2 separate regions of the Homo sapiens genome follow, and region 2 is linked to region 1. A link is an interaction called in ENCODE POLR2A ChIA-PET data of the cell type or tissue named here. Cell type or tissue: CD4-positive, alpha-beta T cell. All regions are shown on one strand. Links, peaks and the distances in the headings refer to the core of each region. The heading gives the core; the rest is flanking DNA.

What was found. Peaks named below come from ENCODE experiments on the same cell type or tissue, not always from the same donor. Only the 100,000 strongest peaks of a DNase experiment are listed, where the experiment ranks them.
Region 2: POLR2A ChIA-PET joins it to region 1 with 7 read pairs; 7 of 35 experiments call an interaction of 5 or more read pairs at or near these places.

What each region holds. Positions count from the first base shown.
Region 1 is chr7:150,738,436-150,749,745 of GRCh38, forward strand. It overlaps GIMAP1-GIMAP5 (GIMAP1-GIMAP5 readthrough), which reads left to right. Exons shown (of 5, transcript NM_001303630.2): 4 at 2,444-2,492; 5 at 3,748-5,211. The coding sequence ends at 4,628. It overlaps GIMAP5 (GTPase, IMAP family member 5), which reads left to right. Exons shown (of 3, transcript NM_018384.5): 2 at 2,444-2,492; 3 at 3,748-5,211. The coding sequence starts at 2,450. The coding sequence ends at 4,628. It also overlaps the pseudogene GIMAP3P and the pseudogene BET1P1. Among named protein-coding and RNA genes, the nearest start is that of GIMAP5, 6.7 kb to the left of the region's middle. In CD4-positive, alpha-beta T cell, for the core only: no CTCF peak of the experiment used is centred there; DNase peaks (open chromatin) are centred at 4,006 and 4,306; H3K4me3 peaks cover 2,500 bases; H3K27ac peaks cover 2,500 bases.
Region 2 is chr7:150,596,944-150,608,253 of GRCh38, forward strand. It overlaps the pseudogene EIF2AP2. Among named protein-coding and RNA genes, the nearest start is that of GIMAP6, 30 kb to the right of the region's middle. In CD4-positive, alpha-beta T cell, for the core only: no CTCF peak of the experiment used is centred there; a DNase peak (open chromatin) is centred at 6,858; H3K27ac peaks cover 345 bases.

The DNA of each region.
Region 1 (11,310 bases), core at 2,727-5,226:
AACAAGGAAGACAAGAAGTGGTTTGATCTTTTCTAAAATAGTATGGAAGAGGCTGCTTTCTTGTAATTTGCTAAAATAAGCTCTTCTCATGGTAAAATCAGGTTCATGCAATTTTCAAATCGGAATGTGCATTTTGTTCATTTGCTTCACCCTTTTCCCTGAGCCAGACCCTCCCACCAGCTTGCCAGAGGCTGCTACTGTCTTGCTTGCACACTGCCTTCCAATCTCTCATGAACTTTGGTCTCTTTTGTGGGACGATTAGTAAAATTTTTCCTTTGGAGAAGACGCCTGTCTTCATTCTCAATTCCTCCACTTTTGTCTGCCCTGTAGACCAACACGTATCACATTCCTTCAAGCCTACGGTGTGTCCACCACGCTCTATTCAGTTCTTTTATAATCTTCTCCATGACTCATTTTAGCATTGCCATCAGTATCCTTTCTGACTCACCTGTGAACACTTTGTTATTTGTGAATATCTGCCAAAAAATGTATTCCTCAATGCAGCCTGATCCACTCAGAAAGCTTGGATTGGGAGAGCTATTGTTGCTGGTCATTGGCTAACATAACATAGTTTGACTGGCTTTTGTGACAGGCAATTGGCTGTTTTAAAAGAAAAGACCTCAATTCAGAGAAACTCCTGCCACCAGCAATTTTATTTTTGAATAACCTTTTATAAGAAATGCACTCAAGATTTTGCAATAAAATTCTGTGTGTTGGTTTTAGGGTAGGCTTCTAGCTGTCCAATTAATTTGTCTCCTGACCAGGGAGTGGCAGCATTGTACACATGTTCCAAGAGGTTTGTTGACTTTTTTGGAAAAGTCTCTTTTTCCACCTGTGGAATCAAGGACAATACACAGCAAAAGGAGCCATTTCCTGATGCTAGCTCCATTGTAAATATGTGACCTTTGGCAGGTCATTTAATGCTCAGTTTCCTTGCATTTTAATAGAAATTTTAAGATCAGTTTTGATCACATCACAGGGAATTTGAGAGAGCAATTAAAATAAGAAGGATGAAATAACTTTGAAAATTATAAATGTATTCACAGAGGCTTATTACAATTATGATGTTCATAATCAATATCATTACCACTGTCATCTTGACCCTTACCACATCATTATGTTGATTCCAAACCTCAGAAAACGTCATCTAAAGTAGAGAGGATGTCAGGGAACTGGTGCTATTTTAGCAAAAGCCAGAAGCATAATTTACCAGAGACGAGAACAGGGTGTGGGAGAGAGGAAAATGTTCTTCTCTGGGCTTAAGAAAAAGAAAGAAAGGAGAGAGGGGAGGGTAAAGAGGAAAGGAGGAAGAAAAGAAAGAAGGGAAAGGGAGGGAGGCAGGAAGCTGTCTTAATACATTCTGATAATATAAAAATAGATTTCTTGACCTAAAGAAGGCCAAGAAAATCCACTGAATGAATAGAAAAATGTGGAAAAGATAGAAATCACAGAAGTTATTAAAAATTGAAGTTTATAAATTACCAAAATAGCAAATAAACCATGAAAACTGTTTTTAATTTAATGATAATCAGTAAAATGTAAGTTTAAGCCAATTAAGACATCCTTATTTATGCCCATAAGGATGACAGGAAATTAAAAGTGTAATATTACTAAGTGCCTGTGAAGATTTGGGGACTTCTTATAAATGGGTGGTGCAAATAGGAGTTAACTCAACTCCCTGGGAGTCATATTTGGCAATAACCAGTCACGTGGAAAATGTACATCCCCAATACTGTTGCACAATGCTGGAAACCCGGAGCAGGCAATGAGTTGTTCTTGAATTCGGCCTGAAGTTGATTCTTTCTCTTCAATCACCTCACTACCTCCTCTCCACCAACCGTCAGGGTGGGAAAGCGGTCATACCGGTCCCCCTATACCATTTCCTCTCACGTCAGTTCTTCGTGTCCCTGATCCCCACTTCCATCCTCCCACTGGACAGTACCTTGTAATTTCCTCTCCGCCGCTGGAATGTCCATTTGACACAAAGACTTTCTGGGACTGGAAGTTTCCACTACTTCAAATAAACCAATCTTATTTACAGCAAGGCAATTTTTTTTTCTCTATTCTGGTAAGTTTGTTACTTTAATTTCAATTTTTTTAATGCCTACTCTTTGTTCCATAGAAGAATGCTTTCTCCATTTCATGCCTTTCTGGTTGGGGGAGATAATCAACTGATTTGCTTCAAAATATTTCCTGATTTTCTGTAAGTTGAGGGGAGGGAAGTAATCGTGCACTATTTTAGCATAACCTAACATCTAACATCACCTGCTTTGTTTAAAGTTATTTACAGATGTTTCAAAGTAAAGTATGAGTTAGAAAATTAGGGATGGAAATGGCTCATTTGAGAATGATTATTCTTAGATGTCTGAATTGAGGTGCCCTCAGGCTCTACCAGCTCCCAAACGTACATCTGCTTTTTATCCTTTTCCTGTTTTTATTCCAGGAGAGAATGGGAGGATTCCAGAGGGGCAAATATGGAACTATGGCTGAAGGTAAGAAAGTCTTGAAGTTCTCAAGAGCCCCAGACACTTGGGAGAATCACAATTCTCTCCCCATCTACCCCCATCTAAAACACAGTGGCAGAAACCCATTCATTTTAAATGAAGAAGATAAAGGCAACTATCATCACGTGTGTGTTATCAAACCATCACACACACACACAGACACACACACACACCATAGTGTGATGCTCTCCCTGCATCAGGTATGTGGGAAATGTGGAAAGGAAACCAAGTCATAGGTTGAAGGGTCTGGAAGCAAATGGTGAATATGTTTTCTCTTTCTTTGTCTGCTGACAGCTCAAAAAGAAAAGGTCCCCATAGGGATTTAGTCATTGTGCTTGCTACAAAACACCACAGAATAACTTAAGAAAACGAAGAACCAACCCAGAGTGGGAGAAATAAAATAATAGATTTTTAAGAGCCTAAAATGCACTTCGAATTCATTTGGGCTCTAGAAATCCACAGGTTCTCCCCTCTTCGTGCCTGAAGATTTTCGCTCCTGCCACAGTGTCACCCTCTCCAACACCACTTCTGCTATAATTTTGTGTGCTTCAATCAGCCACATAGATGAGCTTTTCAACACACATGCTTCTATTGAGCTTATCTTCCACCTTTTTGAGCCATCCACCCTAGGGTCATCTCCCAGACGCTGCCCTAACATTAACTACAACCTATGTCATCTCAATTTCAAACATTTCACTCCCTATCCAGAGGGCACAGACCCAGGGACAGGCAGCTGACCCCCGGCAGTGGGTCACTATAGATTTGCCAGTGGAGACCTCCTTGACCCTCAAGACTTGGATGAATGTGTGGAGTGTGTCTATACAAGTGTGCCTGGAAATGTGTGGGTGAAAGAGAAGTAATTGGATTTTCTCACTTGTAACTACTAATCCCCTGCCTCTTTCTAATAATTCTCCATGGAGCTGGCCTAAACACCACGCAGGGGAAAACACAAGGACCATTTTCTTTCAGGAAAGCTCTATTTGCCACAATCCAGATGAAGTGCTTAAAGCATCCCCTTAATGCAACAGTTCTAATTCCTGGCTGTGGATCCAAGCATGGGCTTCCAATGGGGCTTTCTACATGCAAGATTCACCTATAGTTGTATGCACACTTTTATGTACACATAAATATGTCTGTCATTCTGGGGAGGACGTTCATAGCTTTCATGAGATAACCATGAACAATGACCTAACAGTCTTAAGAATCATTAACTTAGTAAGATACAAAACTTCGTTTTCTACAGGTAGATCAGAAGATAACTTGTCTGCAACACCACCGGCATTGAGGATTATCCTAGTGGGCAAAACAGGCTGCGGGAAAAGTGCCACAGGGAACAGCATCCTTGGCCAGCCCGTGTTTGAGTCCAAGCTGAGGGCCCAGTCAGTGACCAGGACGTGCCAGGTGAAAACAGGAACATGGAACGGGAGGAAAGTCCTGGTGGTTGACACGCCCTCCATCTTTGAGTCACAGGCCGATACCCAAGAGCTGTACAAGAACATCGGGGACTGCTACCTGCTCTCTGCCCCGGGGCCCCACGTCCTGCTTCTGGTGATCCAGCTGGGGCGTTTCACTGCTCAGGACACAGTGGCCATCAGGAAGGTGAAAGAGGTCTTTGGGACAGGGGCCATGAGACATGTGGTCATCCTCTTCACCCACAAAGAGGACTTAGGGGGCCAGGCCCTGGATGACTATGTAGCAAACACGGACAACTGCAGCCTGAAAGACCTGGTGCGGGAGTGTGAGAGAAGGTACTGTGCCTTCAACAACTGGGGCTCTGTGGAGGAGCAGAGGCAGCAGCAGGCAGAGCTCCTGGCTGTGATTGAGAGGCTGGGGAGGGAGCGAGAGGGCTCCTTCCACAGCAATGACCTCTTCTTGGATGCCCAGCTGCTCCAAAGAACTGGAGCTGGGGCCTGCCAGGAAGACTACAGGCAGTACCAGGCCAAAGTGGAATGGCAGGTGGAGAAGCACAAGCAAGAGCTGAGGGAGAACGAGAGTAACTGGGCATACAAGGCGCTCCTCAGAGTCAAACACTTGATGCTTTTGCATTATGAGATTTTTGTTTTTCTATTGTTGTGCAGCATACTTTTTTTCATTATTTTTCTGTTCATCTTTCATTACATTTAAATCTCTGGACCCTGGAGCACTTCTAATGTATCACCCCATGGAGTCATTGTTCTAATAATCACCAATTCAGACTCAGATCCTCGTGGTCTATGGAGCATGCTGCTTGCTGTCTGTGCAGCTCCCATTTCCCCTTCTTCCTGATAGACTTGGAGCTGTGTGCCTCCACTCCAAGGCTGCCTGCCTGCTGTAAACACTATTCCACTCTGTCTGCCAACAACTGCTTCAGGAATGGGCCTGAGATCCCATGCAGGTCCCTGAGAAGTGAGTAAAAGTCCGCAGAGGTGGGGATGGAAGATCTCTCCTTAGATAGAACCTGTCTTCCTCCCTGGCATTGTGGGGTCTGGGCGTGACACTGGGACTCTCAGCAGCTTTGTGCTGCCAACCTGAGATTGAAGGCAGTGCCTCAGAGCAGCACAGAGAGTTGGGGCCCCCTGAGCCCTGAGCCACCAGCCCTGCAGCCTGCCCTATCTCCGCATTTCCAGTTGTATTAGCCAATAGATTTCCTACTTATTTAAGCTATTTGAGCTCCGGGTCTCTTCTACCTGCATTCTAAAACATTCAAAGTAATAAAAATTTCTCCACATTCCTTTTTATCCTTTAAATCTGTTGGAACTTCCCAGTCCACATGCTTCCTTTGAGCAAGTGGCATCTAGAATAAAGGAACAGGGTTGGCTTTTCTTGTTCCTAAAATTAGGAAGAACCTCCTGCTCCTACTGAAGTGCCTGCCACATAGTGGACATTCCCTGAACTCTGAGTAAAGCAAAACACTTTCAGATGGATGGATTGCATTGACGAATGGGAGTGGGAGAGGGTCAAGGAAATGGGGTGCCCTGTACGCAGGGCTTTCTCTGTGCTTTCTTCTCAGTTTGGCCAGGGGCCCAAAAGAAACACAGCTCACATTTCAATGCTCTGCAAGGAATCACTTTGGCAAATGTTCACACATGAGAAAGGTTAAGCAAACTCTTTCTCCTTCTCCACTGTAAAATGTCCTTGGATCAACTCTCCAGCTCTATTTCTTTGGAAGTCAATGTCCACAGGGTGGGGGTGGGGGACAGGTTGTTGACTGGGTACCAGGCAATCCTGCTCACCATGAAAGCGATTCCTTGTTAGTAGAGGGAGTGTGGACTGGGCGACCCAGGAATGGACCATCCCCACACTGGAAGGAAGCTACTCTGGCAGCGCCGCTCTGTAATGCTTTCTTAAGATCATGGCTATGTCAATCAAGAGTGCCTCCCTGGAGGGAGGGAGAGCCCAGACAACATCTACTGGACCAGTTTCCAGAGGCTTCAAGGTCACCACACTTATATGCAGTCTTTGTCTCCCTTGGCTCAGCCCACTCCTCCTCTGCAGGGCTGCTGCAGTGAAGGGAACCACATTTCAAAGAGTCATCCAGGACAGAGGTGAGTTCCCTCCCGATGTTGCCATCAGAGACCACACCGCAGGACACCTCCTCACCTCTCCCGAATCTGTCCTGTCCATCCCCACTGCTATTGCTGGAGTGCAGGTGCTGATTTCCTCCGAATGTTATCCCTGTCCCCAGGCTTATACTTATACAACCCAGCTGCCACCTGATTTTCCCAAGACACACCAACCTGCTCAGAAGCCTCCAGGGAGGATTCCAGAAGGCACCCTTGAATCCTAAGAATGAGGCCCAGACCCCCCCTCCCCACCCAGCCCCAGTCCCCTGTGCACCCCTCCTCCCATGTGCTGACTCCCATCCCCTTCCTTAATCACGTGTCCCTCAGCCTCCAGTGACTTCCCCAAGAGGCAAGGATGTTCCCAGTCAGCTTAGCATCACCCTGTCTAGGAAGCTGCTGCAGAGCCTGCCGTGGTCTCCTTCTTGCTGACATTGCTTCCAAAAGAAACCTTCTCCTACAGCCCCACTTTTATGTGCTTTCATCCCTCCACCCCACTACCCCTCCTGGGGAGCAGAAGCCTGTTATTTTTTATCTTACACTCCTGGTGCCAGGCATTGACCCTGACCCTCAGTACTCACATCATAAATGTCTGTGAAGCTGGACTGAATTAAGTAAGTCAAGCTCAGTTGGAGCAGTTTGGGAACAATGAATTGAGGAGGTGGTCCTCAGTCTGAGAACTCAGGGTTCCCAGGGTTTGGGGAGCTGGCACACAACATACTCCCTGCACATGTTTGGAATCAGTTCTGTGCCAGACGATGCAGGAGTCAGTGCCATGGAGCCAGACGTGGAGCTTCATTGCCAGCAGCAGTGCTGGAGGATGCTGCTAAGGGGCATCACAGCTGAGCACCTCAGACTCACCCCAGAGTAGTCACTTGCCCATCCAGCCATGGCCTGTCCGGGATGGCTGCAGGTCTCCCTTACCGAACACAAAGAAGAAGGTGTGGTGGAGGGACCCAGGGACTTCCTCTTCATCTGATTACCTGTTTCCACTGAATTCCCGATCTGCCCATACTTGAGCCCCATGTCTGCCTTCTTCTCTTTGCTGCTTGAGATGGGGAACACCACCCTTTCCTCAAATTCCCATGGACATCACACGTCACTGTCCTGGATGGTACTGAGTTTCGGGTTAGAGATATCGCATTGCAGTTCAGCCCAGCCAACAATGGGAAATCAGTGAAACAAATGACAGCCCTCGGCCCAAATCTGGCCCACCACCTGTTTTGTACAGCTGTGAGCTAAGAAGGGTGTTTACATTTCCAAATGGTTGAAAAAATCAGAAGAAAAATAACATTTCATCTTCACACATGAAAACTGCATGAAATTCAGAATTCAGTGCTCATGAAGTTCTAGGGGACACAGCCTTGCACACCACTTACAATCTTATCCATAGTGGCCTTTGTCTATGCGGCAAAGGTGAGATAAGTAGCTGGGACATCTACCATATAGTCTGCTGAGCCCAGGTTTTCTGCTCTCTGGTCTTAAAACTCCTACTCCAGGACATCCCAGGTCCTGCATTTCCCAGCTGCTCTCCTTGCTTTCCCCAAGGCAGGCCCCAGCCGGCCACGGCAACCCCTTGCTCTCTTTCCTTCAAGTCCAGCCCCTTCTCCTCCAGCCTTCTCCATACCTACAGGGTCCCCTGCTTGGTTCAGCAGATGGATCTCACCATCCTTGCTCTCTGAGGTGGGGGCAGGGCATCACCTTTTCAGCCTGCAAATAAATCTGAGCATATCTATGAATAAAGTAAGGAATTCTGCCAGCAGCTTTTCACATAGCACATTTCTCCCCTGGACATCAGGAATGCAGAAAGCAGGGCCCAGGGTGAGACATTCTCAGAGCATCGTAGCCAAGCACCTTTCTTCCTGCAAGCCCCCAAATATTCCATAGCTGTACCCAGCCAGTTTATGATTTACACTCACAACTTAAAAAAAAAATAAAAAAGAACTCGTTTTTCGTTCTTTTTTTCTTTTTTTTTCTTTTTCTTTTTTTTTTTTTTTTTTTGAGACAGAATCTCTGTTGCCCAGGCTGGAGTGCAGTGGCTCGATCTCGGCTCACTACAAACTCCACCTCATGGTTCAACTGATTTTCCAGCTAATTTTTGTATTTTTAGTAGAGACAGGGTTTCACCATGTTGGCCAGGTTGGTCTTGAACTCCTGACCTCAAGTGATCCACCCACTTTGGCCTCCCAAAGTGCTAGGATTACAGGAGTGAGCCACCACACCCAGCCAATATTTTATTTATCTAAAAGCACTGGATGGAAAATTGATGATATGTCTGATGCAAGGAAGATAAATTGGGAGTGAAATTCTGTAAAAAGCAAGCAAAGTGCTGTACACACATAAACAGAGATGGCAACTCTGGGAAAGAAAAAAGGCAGGCTGTAGAAATCACCTAAAATGCTCAGTGTCCACAAGTGATACAAAAGTTCATTAAAATGGTAAGAACAATCAAACCACATGTAATAAAAAGGCAGACATGACAACCTAAGAAAGCATCTAGTGTTTGACGCTGAGGAGCACCTTGCATGGCCAGTTACTCTCATCCTCCCTCAGCTCTCACCTCTGCTTCTCCACCTACTGTTCCACCTTGGCCAGGTACTGCCTGTAGTCTTCTTGGCAGGCCCCAGCCCTGCCTCTCTGGAGCAGCTGGGCATCCAGGAAGAGGTTATTGCTGTAGAAGGAGCCCTCTCGCTCCCTCCCCAGCCTCTCGATCGCAGCCAGGAGCTCTGCCTGCTGCTGCCTCTGCTCCTCCCCGGCAGCCCGGTTGTTGAAGGCACAGTACCTTCTCTCACATTCCTGCACCAGGTCCTTCAGGCTGAGGTTGTCCATGTTTGCTACATAGTCATCCAGGGCCTGGCTCCCTAAGTCCCCTTTGTGGGTGAAGAGGATGACCACATGTCTCATGACCCTGCCCCAAAAACCTCCTTCACCTTCCTGATGGCCACTGTGTCCTGAGCAGTGAAACGCCCAGCTGGATCACCAGAAGCAGCACATGGGGCCCGAGGGCAGAGAGCAGGTAGCAGTCCCCGATGTTCTTGTACAGCTCTTGAGTCTGGACCTTGGACTCAAAGATGGAGAGCGTGTCGACCACCAGGACTTTCCTCCCATTCCATGTTCCTGTCTCCACCTGGCATGTCCTGGTTACTGACTGGGCCCCCAGCTTGCACTCAAACACAGGCTGGCCAAGGATGCTGTTCCCTGTGGTGCTTTTCCCACAGCCTGTTTTGCCCACCAGGAGGATCAGCAGCAGCAGTGATCCTGGAGCCAACCTGCCTTCTCCTCAGCCTGTGAGAGCGGGTGAAGAGTGAGGGTATAAAAACTGCATTCTGAGGAGGAGGTGCCAAAAGACAGAAGGCAAAGGCATCCAGAGGCACTGGCACCCTGGGTCAGTGAGGACCCCATAGCCCCGCTCCCATCACCTGACCCCAAGTACAGAGAATAGAGGGACTCACACAGTGTTTGTGGGATTACCCAGCTGGCCAGAGCTCCAGGGCTCTTTCCCTTTGGGACTGCTGAGCTCTGCCCCTTTCTGGCCTTCCCTCGATGCACTTCCCACCCTGAGGGCCTGGGCTGGGGCTGGCAGGAGGCCGTTTCCTCGGCCACTGCAAGGTCTGTCTCATGTTTTCTTCCTCTCCCATCCCTGGCTCATCTCGATTTTTCACGATCACAGAGTTTTATTTGGAAAATCTTGTCCTCACTGAAAAGAAGATGGCAGCTAACAGCTTAATATGCTGTATTTCTGGGGGGGAAATGTGTTTTCCTTGTCGTAGGTGAATATAGTCTTGTGCCTTTCACTGCCAGGTGGGAAGTTTGCCCCCGAGTTCTGATTCTACAACCCTTGATCTTTGTAAGAACTTCACCAAGTGCAGTTCCCTTGCCTGTGCAGAAGGTACCTTCTCCACCCATTCGAAGCCCTTCTATTTTGTCCTAGAGGGGAAACCATACATGGATTGTTCACACTGGAGGCGGATGTGATATCCAACACAAAGCATCACATTTTACAGATGAGGAAATTGGGGCAAGAAAAGAAAACCCTGCTGAGGTCACACATTACTTAAGGGATGAGCTGAGACTAACACCAGGTCTGCTGACTTCAGATATTCTCAGCAGTAGCCTGGACTTCCTGCTGAAGAACATACAGACAGCCCCAAAATGCACCACATGCTTGCATTTCCCAGCACCTGTATTTAACATACAGACAGCTCCAAAATGCACCACATGCCTACGTTTCCCAGCACCTATTTAACATACAGGCAGCTCCAAAATGCACCACATGCCTGCGTTTCCCAGCACCTGTATTTAGCTAATGGGAGGCAGTGAATGGAAGGCAGGGAAGGCTGATGGATGCTGTCCACTCAGATCAAGAAAGTCAGCAGTTATTTCCAACTGAACATCTGGCTGTCATGGGTTCTTGTCCACTTTTAGGGTCTCAGGGCTGGTACCCAAACTAAAGTGTGCCCGGCAAAGCATCCACTTTCAATAAACTCACAAAAGAAATTCTCCCCTACGTTTCCATGGTGATGGTGGTACAAAGGGTGACCAACCATCCTGGTTGGCCCAGGTCTGAGAGGATTCCCTGATTGAAGGACTTTCAGTGCTGAACTGGGAAAGTCCCAGACACACCAGGATGGGTTGTTTACCCCAAGAGTAGGAGATTGTCATGGGTCCAGGTTAGGGGTGGGGAGTAGGGGCGTGTACATCCAGTAATTGGAGAGAAGAACTGATTTGTCGGGCTCAGATCAATGCCTTATGCTGCAGAGGAGGATGGGTGCTTCCCTATTCCTACCTCAAACAGACTCGGACCTCGCTACCCCAGGGGCACTTCTCATCAAGCCCCCTCACCTCCTTGCATTGTTCCCTCCATACCTTTCCTTCTACCTCCTACGTCCAGTGCTCGGGTAGAAAATCCACCCAGGCCCCACAGAAGAATAACTTCTCAGGCTTCGCTACTATGAAAAACCCATACAACCCATTCCAGAGCAACATGAGGACCTTGCTGTGTGCAAAGTTTCAGTGAGTTGCCTTGTAACAGGCTCAAGGCATTAATGCTAAAAAGTGAGTCTCTAATTGCAGAATTGCAGAGCCTATGCCAGGTCAATTGAAAAAATACTTTTTGGACTGATGTCATGGTGCTTTAGGGGAAGAAGTTGGTGTTCCACGGGGCGTTGGTACTGAAGATGTGGTCCGGGTCACCCCTAGCTCTTTCCTACCCACCCAACTCTCCCGCGCCCACCTTTTCCCTCTCTCCTCTAGCACAATGAAGCATG
Region 2 (11,310 bases), core at 5,484-7,983, 140 kb before region 1:
TTTTGTTAACTGATTTAAAAGGTAACTTTATAAAACAATATGCATATAATTGTATTGTAGAATCTATAACAGAGAAATATAATGTTTACTAATAAAAGTACAGAGAAGGTGATGGCAATAAAGCTATATTGGAGTAAGAAAATGACAAGAGGGGGGAGGAGCTAAGATGGCCAAATAGGAACACTTCCAGTCTACAGCTCCCAGTGTGAGCGATGCAGAAAACGGGTGATTTCTGAATTTCCAACTGAGGTACCGGGTTTATCTCACTGAGGAATGCTGGACAGTGGATGCAGTGCACCATGTGTGAGCCAAAGCAGGGTGAGGCATTGCCTCACCAGGGAAGTGCAAGGGGTGAGGGAATTCCCCTTTCTAGTCAAAGAAAGTGGTGACAGACGGAACCTGGAAAATCGGGTCACTCCCAACCTAATACTGCACTTTTACAACAGGCTTAAAAAACGGCACACCAGGAGATTATATCCCATGCATGGCTCAGAGGATCCTATGCCCGGCTCAGAGGATCCTATGCCCACGGAGTCTCTCTCATTGCTAGACAGCAGTCTGAGATCAAACTGCAAGGCGGCAGCGAGGCTTGGGGAGGGGAGCCTGCCATTGCCAAGGCTTGAGTAGGTAAACAAAGCAGCTGGGAAGCTCGAACTGGGTGGAGCCCACCACAGCTCAGGGAGGCCTGCCTGCCTCTGTAGGCTCCACCTCTGGGGGCAGGGCAAAGAAAAACAAAAGGCGGCAGTAAAGTCTGCAGACTTAAATGTCAGTGTCTGACAGCTTTGAAGAGAGTAGTGGTTCTCCCAGCATGCAGCTTGAGATCTGAGAACGGACAGATTGCCTCCTCAAGTGGGTCCCTGACCATGAGTAGCCTAACTGGGAGGCACCCCCCAGTAGAGGTGGACTGATAACTCACATGGCCGGGTACTCCTCTGAGACAAAACTTCCAGAGGAACGATCAGGCAGCAGCATTTGCGGGTCACCAATATCTGCTGTTTTGCAGCCACCACTGCTGATACCCAGGAAAACAAGGTCTGGTGTGGACCTCCAGCAAACTCCAATAGACCTGCAGCTGAGGGTCCTGACTGTTAGAAGGAAAACTAACAAACAGAAAGGACATCCGCACCAAAAACCCATCTGTATGTCACCATCATCAAAGATAAAAGGTAGATAAAACCATAAAGATGGGGAAAAAGCAGAACAGAAAAACTGGAAACTCTAAAAATCAGAGCACCTCTCCTCCTCCAAAGAAACACAGCTCCTCACCAGCAATGGAACAAAGCTGGATGGAGAATGACTTTGATGAGTTGAGAGAAGGCTTCAGATGATAAAACTACTCCAAGCTAAAGGAGGAAGTTTGAACCCACGGGAAAGAAGCTAAAAACCTTGAAAAAAATTAGACACATGGCTAACTAGAATAACCAATGCAGAGAAGTCCTTAAAAGACCTGATGGAGCTGCAAACCAAGGCACCAGAACTACATGATGAATGCACAAGCCTCAGCAGCCGTTTCAATCAACTGAAAGAAAGGGTATCAGTGATGGAAGATGAAATGAATGAAATGAAGTGAGAACAGAAGTTTAGAGAAAAAAGCATAAAAAGAAATGAACAAAGCCTCCAAGAATTATGGGACTATGTGAAAAGACCAAATCTACGTCTGATTGGTGTACCTGAAAGTGATGGGGAGAATGGAACCAAGTTGGAAAACACTCCACAGGATATTATGCAGGAGAACTTCCCCAAACTAGCAAGGCAGGCCAATACTCAGATTCAGGAAATACAGAGAACGCCACAAAGATATTCCTCGAGAAGAGCAACTCCAAGACACATAATTGTCAGATTCATCAAAGTTGAAATGAAGGAAAAAATGTTAAGGACAGCCAGACAGAAAGGTCGGGTTACCCACAAAGGGAAGCCCATCAGACTAACAGCTGATCTTTCGGCAGAAACTCTACAAGCCAGAAGAGAGTGGGGGACAATATTCAACATTCTTAAAGAAAAGAATTTTCAACCCAGAATTCCATATCCAGCCAAAATAAGCTTCAAAAGTGAAGGAGAAATAAAATACAGACAAGCAAATGCTGAGAGATTTTGTCAACACCAGGCCTGCCCTAAAAGAACTCCTGAAGGAAGCACTAACATGGAAATGAACAACCAGTACCAACCACTGCAAAAACGTGCCAAACTGTAAAGACCATCAAGGCTAGGAAGAAACTGCATCAAGTAACAAGCAAAATAATCAGCTAACATCATAATGATAGGATCAAATTCACACGTAATAATATTAACCTTAAATGTAAATGGGCTAAATGCTCCAATTAAAAGTCACAGACTGGCAAATTGGATATAGAGTCAAGACCCATCAGTGTGCTGTATTCAGGAAACCCATCTCACGTGCAGAGACACACATAGGCTGCAAATAAAGGGATGGAGGAAGATCTACCAAGCAAATGCAAAACAAAAACAGGCAGGGTTTGCAATCCTAGTATCTGATAAAACAGGCTTTAAACCAACAAAGATCAAAAGAATCAAAGAAAGCCATTACATAATGGTAAAGGGATCAATTCAACAAGAAGAACTAATTATCCTAAATATATATGCACCCAATACAGGAGCACCCAGATTCATAAAGCAAGTCCTTAGTGACCTACAAAGAGACTTAGACTCCCACACATTAATAATGGGAGACTTCAACACCCCACTGTCAACATTAGACAGATCAACGAGACAGAAAGTTAACAAGGATATCCACAAATTGAACTCAGCTCTGCACCAAGAGAACCTAATAGACATCTACAGAAATCACCCCAAATCAACAGAATATACATTTTTTTCAGCACCACACCACACCTATTCCAAAATTGACCACATAATTGGAAGTAAAGCACTCCTCAGCAAATGTAAAAGAACAGAAATTATAACAAACTGTCTCTCAGACCACAGTGCAATCAAACTAGAACTCAGGATTAAGAAACTCACTCAAAACTGCTCAAATACATGGAAACTGAACAACCTGCTCCTGAATGACTACTGGGTACATAACGAAATCAAGGCAGAAATAAAGATATTCTTTGAAACCAATGAGAACAAAGACACAACATACCAGAATCTCTGGGACACATTCATAGCAGTGTGTAGGGGGAAATTTATAGCACTAAATGCCCACAAGAGAAAGCAGGAAAGATCTAAAAGTGACACCCTAACATCACAATTAAAAGATCTAGAGAAGCAAGAGCAAACACATTCAAAAGCTAGCAGAAGGCAAGAAATAACTAAGATCAGAGCAGAACTGAAGGAAATAAAGACACAAAAAACCTTCAAAAAATCAATGAATCCAGTGGCTGGTTTTTTGAAAAGATCAACAAAATTGATAGACCGCTAGCAAGACTGATAAAGAAGAAAAGAGACAAGAATCAAATAGATGCAATAAAAAAAGATAAAGGGGATATCACCACCGATCCCACAGAAATACAAACTACCATCAGAGAATACTATAAATACCTCTACGCAAATAAACTAGAAAATATAGAAGAAATAGACAACTTCCTCAACACATACACCCTCCCAAGACTAAACCAGGAAGAAGTTGAATCTCTCAATAGACCAATAACAGGCTCTGAAATTGAGGCAATAATTAATAACTAACCAACGAAAAAACGTCCAGGACCAGATGGATTCATAGCGGAATTCTACCAGAGGTACAAGGAGGAGCTGGTACCATTCCTTCTGAAACTATTCCAATCAATAGAAAAAGAGGGAATCCTCCCTAACTCGTTTTATGAGGCCAGCATCATCCTGATACCAAAGCCTGGCAGAGACACAACAAAAAAAAGAGAATTTTAGACCAATATCCTTGATGAACATTGATGCAAAAATCCTCAATAAAATACTGGCAAACTGAATCCAGCAGCACATCAAAAACCTTCTCCACCATGATCAAGTGGGTTTCATCACTGGGATGCAAGGCTGGTTCAACCTATGAAAATCAGTAAACGTAATCCAGCATATAAACAGAACCAAAGACAAAGCCACATGATTATCTCAATAGATAAAGAAAAGGCCTTTGACAAAATTCAACAACTCTTCATGCTAAAAGCTCTCAATAAATTAGGTATTGATAGGACGTATCTCAAAATAATAAGAGCTATCTATGACAAATCCACAGCCAATATCATACTGAATGGACAAAAACTGGAAGCATTCCCTCTGATAACTTGCTCAAGACAGGGATGCCCTCTCTCACCACTCCTATTCAACATAGTGTTGGAAGTTCTGGCCAGGGCAATCAGGCAGAAGAAGGAAATAAAGGACATTCAGTTAGGAAAAGAGGAAGTCAAATTGTCCCTGCTTGCAGATGACATGATTGTATATCTAGAAAACCCCATCGTCTCAGCCCAAAATCTCCTTAAGCTGATAAGCAACTTCAGGAAACTCTCAGGATATAAAATCAATTTGCAAAAATCACAAGTATTCTTACACACCAATAACAGACAAACAGAGGGTGAAATCATGAGTGAACTCCCATTCACAATTGCCTCAAAGAGAATAAAATACCTAGGAATCCAACATACAAGGGATGTGAAGGACCTCTTCAAGGAGAACAACAAACCACTGCTCAATGAAATAAAAGAGGATACAAACAAATGGAAGAACATTCCATGCTCATGGGTAGGAACAATCAATATAGTGAAAATGGCCATACTGCCCAAGGTAATTTATAGATTCAATGCCATCTCCACCAAGCTACCAATGACTTTCTTCACAGAATTGGAAAAAACTACTTTAAACTTCATATGGAACCAAAAAAGAGCCCGCATTGCCAAAACAATCCTAAGCTGAAAGAACAAAGCTGAGGGCATCATGCTACCTGACTTCAAACTATACTACAAGGCTACAGTAAACAAAACAGCATGGTACTGGAACCAAAATGGAGATATAGACCTATGGAAGAGAACAGAGCCTTCAGAAATAATGCTGCATATCCACAACTATCTGATCTTTGACAAACCTGACAAAAACAATCAATGGGGAAATGATTCCCTATTTAATAAATGGTGCTGGGAATACTGGCTAGCCATATGTAGAAAGCTGAAACTGGATCCCTTCCTTACACCTTATAAAAAATTAATTCAAGATGGATTAAAGACTTACATGTTAGACCTACAACTATAAAAACCCTAGAAGAAAACCTAGGCAATACCATTCAGGACATAGGCATGGGCAAGGACTTCATGTCTAAAACACAAAAGCAATGGCAATGACAGCCAAAATTGACAAATGGGATCTAATTAAACTAAAGGGCTTCTGCACAGCAAAAGAAACCACCATCAGAGTGAACAGGCAACCTATGGAATGGGAGAAAATTTTTGCAACCTACTCATCAGACAAAGGGCTAATATCCAGAATCTACAATGAACTCAAACAAATTTACAAGAAAAAAACAAACAACCCTGTCAAAAAGTGGGCAAAGGATATGAACACACACTTCTCAAAAGAAGGCATTTATGCAGCCAAAAAACACATGAAAAAATGCTCATCATCACTGGCCATCAGAGAAATGCAAATCAAAACCACAATGAGATACCATCTCACACCAGTTAGAAGGGCTATCATTAAAAAGTCAGGAAACAACAGGTGCTGGAGAGGATGTGGAGAAATATGAACACTTTTTTTTTCTTTTTTTTCTTTATTTATTATCACTATACTTTAAGTTTTAGGGTACATGTGCACAATGTGCAGGTTATTTACATATGTATACATGTGTCATGCTGGTGCGCTGCACCCACTAACTCGTCATCTAGCATTAGGTATATCTCCCAATACTATCCCTCCCCCCCTCCCCCTCCCCCCACCCCACAACACTCCCCAGAGTGTGATGGTCCCCTAACAGGAGCACTTTTACACTGTTCGTGGGACTGTAAACTAGTTCAACCATTGTGGAAGTCAGTGTGGTGATTCCTCAGGGATCTAGAACTAGAAATACCATTTGACCCAGCCATTCCATTACTGGGTATATACCTAAAGGATTATAAATCATGCTGCTATAAAGACACATGCACACGTATGTTTATTGTGGCACTATTCACAATAGCAAAGACTTGGAAACAACCAAAATGTCCAACAACGATAGACTGGATTAAGAAAATGTGGCACATATACACCATGGAATACTATGCAGCCATAAAAAATGATGAGTTCATGTCCTTTGTAGGGATGTGGATGAAGCTGGAAACCATCATTCTCAGCAAACTATCGCAAGGACAAAAAACCAAACACCACATGTTCTCACTTATCGGTGAGAATTGGACAATGAGAACACATGGACACAGTAAGGGGAACATCACACACCGGGGACTGTTGTACATTGGGGGAAGGGGGGAGGAATAGCATTAAGAGATATACCTAATTAAAAAGGTTATTCCTACCCCCTTCCACATTATATTGAAAGGTAGAAAAAGTCAATTTAATAAACATTTTAAAACCCCACATATTCAGAATATTGGATACGTTATAAATGATCAAATATGGGCATAAGGATATTTAGAGTACCCCATCAGTTTTAAAAAATACATTTATACTGATTTCTGGCATTCAATTTATGTTCTTTAAATATCTAAAAGACTCATTTCTAAATCTTCTAGCTCCTGGAGAAGGGCTATCTCTTTTTGAATTTTCCCCAGCTGCTTTTTTTTCCTAGCTGTTTGCCAGTTGCTGCTTGTTATTTCAGTTGTTTGATTGTTTTCAGTTTCTTAGGTTCTCATGTTTTCCCCGCTATCTTAAAATCTCTTCATGTTGGCTGAGAGAAGATATTTTGGGGTGTGTTACCTGTTTTGCAGCGACTGGCCTTATGCTTCCTTTGTTCTTAGGGGATGTTTTGGGAAATGGCTTATTATTTGCCCTTGTAGTTTCATATTCTCTGAGGCCCCTCCTCATGCAGCTTAAGAACAATGACTTGTTCATTTCTTCTAACTGGAGTTCTAAAAGTCATTGCAATATTGGCTCCTCACAGGGTACTTAGAACTGCTTGATAAGTTATTGATTTTATTGGAAATACTATGTCCAGAATTTTTTGCTAAGGATTTCTGCATTTGATGGCATGATATTCTTGTGCAGGATAGAGCTAGTATAATTGAAAATCTCACACACATTATTAACACATAACCTGGGGGCACATGTAGTAGTTGTTGCAAGACAGGTTCAGTAGGCAAGTATCAGTCATGTATTACACCATATTAATAGAATGAAGGACAAAAATTGCATGATCATCTCACTGGATGCAGAAAAAACATTGTACAGCTCTTTATCTGGGCACTAAGCAAAGTATGTAAAATTTGAAGCCATAGGTTTGGAAATAAGTTTGTGGTTTTTAACACCCCACAATTTGTCCCCTTGATTTCCAAACCCCTACAGTAGTAATATGTATGAATACAGTGGTAATATGTATGAAGGCTATAGCAGACTGTATTACAAGAGCCAGTTCCAAAGTCAAGTTTACAATCACACAGCTAGTAGAGAATTGCTGCTTTGACAAGAGTTTTCCTAGAAGGCCCAACTCATTATAAACAGGATCACTCTTCAGTATTTACATTATAGCATTTTATTTGTTTGCCATATAGAAACATGTTTGTTATTGACAGTAGGAAACTATGGTTTTGTTGACATCTGCACTACCTATTACCAACTCACCAGTAGCTTTTAGATTGTATTTTAGTTCTCACTGCTAATGTTACTTTGCCTCAAACCAGGAAACAGGCACCATCTTGGAAGCAAGGAGTAAGCCTTTACCAGGCACAGAATCTGCTGATGCCTTGAGCTTGGATTTCCTAGCCTACAGAATTATGAGAAATAGATTTATATTATTTATAAATTAACCAGTCTATGGTATTTTGTTATAGCACTACAAACACACACATATCACACACACACATATACACATATACATACACACATGAATACACACACACATAATTGAAGATCCAGAGGGGAAAAGAGAGAAAATGGGCAGAAAAATATTTTAGAAAATATTAACTGAAAATATCTCATATTTGGTAAAAATTTTCAACCTACTTATTCAAGATTTCAGTAACTCAGGCAGAATAACCTGAGTCACCTAGGTTGACAAGAGTCAAACTATTGTAAATGAAAGATAGAAAAAGGTAATATCTTAAAAGCCACTGGAAGAGAAAGACACATACATGGGTGCAGAACGATAAAAATGAAGGCTGACTTCTCATTAGAAGCAATGAAGTCAAGAGCAAGTAAACATTTTAAATGCATTCATGTTTGTGTTTGTAGGATACTATTTGTAGAATAATATGTCCAGTGAAAATATATTTCAAAATGAAGGTAAGATAAAGACATTAAGATTGAAAAAGAAGGAATTGCTGTGAATACAGTCACACTTAAAGATAAGAAAATTTTCCTTCCTTCCTTCCTTCCTTCCTTCATTCCTTCTTTCTTTCTTTCTCTTCTTTCTTGTTTTTTTTTTTCACATTTATTCCCCTTTTATTAACTGATTTAAAAGGCAACTTTACAAAACAATATGTATATAATTATACTGTAGAATCTATAACAGAGAAATATAATGTTTACTAATAAAAGCACCTAGAAAATGGTGGGAATAAAGCTATATTGGAGTAAGAAAATGACAAGAGGGGGGAGGAGCCAAGATGGCCGAATAGGAACAGCTCCAGTCTACAGCTCCCACTGTGAGTGACACAGAAGATGGGTGATTTCTGCATTTCCAACTGAGGCACCAGGTTCATCTCACTAGGGAGTGCCAGACTGTCGGTGCAGGACAGTGGGTGCACTGCACCCTGTGTGAGCTGAAGCAGGGTGAGGCATCGCCTCACCTGGGAAGTGCAAGGGGTCAGGGAATTCCCTTTCCTAGTCAAAGAAAGGGGTGACAGACGGCACCTGGAAAATCGGGTCACTCCCACCCTAATACTGCACTTTTCCAACGAGCTTAACAAATGGCAAACCAGGAGATTATATCCCGTGCATGGCTCAGAGGGTCCTATGCTCATGGAGTCTCGTTCATTACTAGCACAGCAGTCTGACATCAAACTGCAAGGCGGCAGTGAGGCTGGGGGAGGGGCTCCAGACATTGCCAAGGCTTGAGTAGGTAAACAAGGCAGCTGGGAAGCTCAAACTGTGTGGAGCCCACCACAGCTCCAGGAGTCCTGCCTGCCTCTGTAGGCTCCACCTCTGGGGGCAGGGCACAGACAAACAAAGGGCAGCAGTAACCTCTGCAGACCTAAATGTCCCTGTCTGACAGCTTTGAAGAGAGTAGTGTTTCTCCCAGCATGCAGCTTGAGATCTAAGAATGGGCAGACAGCCTCCTCAAGTGGGTCCCTGACCACCGAGTAGGCCAACTGGGAGGCACCCCCCAGTAGGGGTGAACTGATGCCTCACACGGCCGGGTACTCCTCTGAAACAAAACTTCCAGAGGAATGATCAGGAAGCAGCATTTGGGGTTCACCAATATCTGCTGTTTTGCAGCCACCACTGCTGATACCCAGGCAAACAGGGTCTGGAGTGGACCTCCAGCAAACTCCAATAGACCTGCAGCTGAGGGTCCTGACTGTTAGAAGGAAAACTAACAAACAGAAAGGACATCCACACCAAAAACCCATCTGTACGTCACCATCATCAAAGACAAAAGGTAGATAAAACCATAAAGATGGGGAAAAAACAGAGCAGAAAAACTGGAAACTCTAAAAATCAGAGCACCTCTTCTCCTCCATAGGAACGTAGCTCCTCACCAGCAACAGAACAAAGCTGGATGGAGAATGACTTTGACAAGTTGAGAGAAGAGGACTTCAGATGATCAAACTACACCGAGCTAAAGGAGGAAGTTCCAACACATGGCAAAAAAGTTAAAAACCTTGAAAAAAAATTAGGTGAATGGCTAACTAGAATAACCAATGCAGAGAAGTCCTTAAAGGACCTGTTGGAGCTGAAAACCAAGGCATGAGAACTACGTGATGAATGCACAAGCCTCAGTAGCTGATTCAATCAATTGGAAGAAAGGGTATCGGTGATGGAAGATGAAATGAATGAAATGAAGTGAGAAGGGAAGTTTAGAGAAAAAAGCATTAAAAAAAATGAACAAAGCCCCCAAGAAGTATGGGACTATGTGAAAAGACCAAATCTACGTCTGATTGGTATACCTGAAAGTGACGGGGAGAATGGAACCAAGTTGGAAAACACTCTGCAGGATAATATCCAGGAGAACTTCCCCAATCCAGCAAGGCAGGCCAACATTCAAATTCAGGAAATACAGAGAATGCCACAAAGACACTCCTCGAGAAGAGCAACTCCAAGACACATAATTGTCAGATTCATCAAAGTTGAAATGAAGGAAAAAATGTTAAGGACAGCCAGACAGAAAGGTCGGGATACCCACAAAGGGAAGCTCATCAGACTAACAGCTGATCTCTCGGCAGAAACTCTACAAGCCAGAAGAGAGTGGGGGACAATATTCAACACTCTTAAAGAAAAGAATTTTCAACCCAGAATTCCATATCCAGCCAAAATAAGCTTCATAAGTGAAGGAGAAATAAAATACTTTACAGACAAGCAAATGCTGAGAGATTTTGTCACCACCAGGCCTGCCCTAAAAGAACTCCTGAAGGGAGCACGAAACATGGAAAGGAACAACCAGTACCAGCCACTGCAAAAACATGCCAAATTGTAAAGACCATCAAGGCTAGGAAAAAACTGCATCAACTAACGTGCAAAATAACCAGCTAACATCACAATGACAGGATCAAATTCACACATAACAATATTAACCTTAAATGTAAATGGGCTAAATGCTCCAATTGAAAGTCACAGACTGGCAAATTGGATATAGAGTCAAGACCCATCAGTGTGCTGTATTCAGGAAACCCATCTCACATGCAGAGACACACATAGGCTCCAAATAAAGGGATGGAGGAAGATCTACCAAGCAAATGGAAAACAAAAAAAGGCAGGATTGGCAATCCTAGTCTCTGATAAAACAGACTTTAAACCAACACAGATCAAAAGTGACAAAGAAGATCATTACATAAGGGTAAAGGGATCAATTCAACAAGAAGAGCTAATTATCCTAAATATATATGCACCCAATACAGGAGCACCCAGAATCATAAAGCAAGTCCTTAGTGACCTACAAAGAGACTTAGACTCCCACACAATAATAATTGGAGACTTCAACACCCCACTGTCAACACTAGACAGATCAATGAGACAGAAAGTTAACAAGGATATCCAGGAATTGAACTCAGTTCTGCACCAAGTGGACCTAATAGACATCTACAGAAC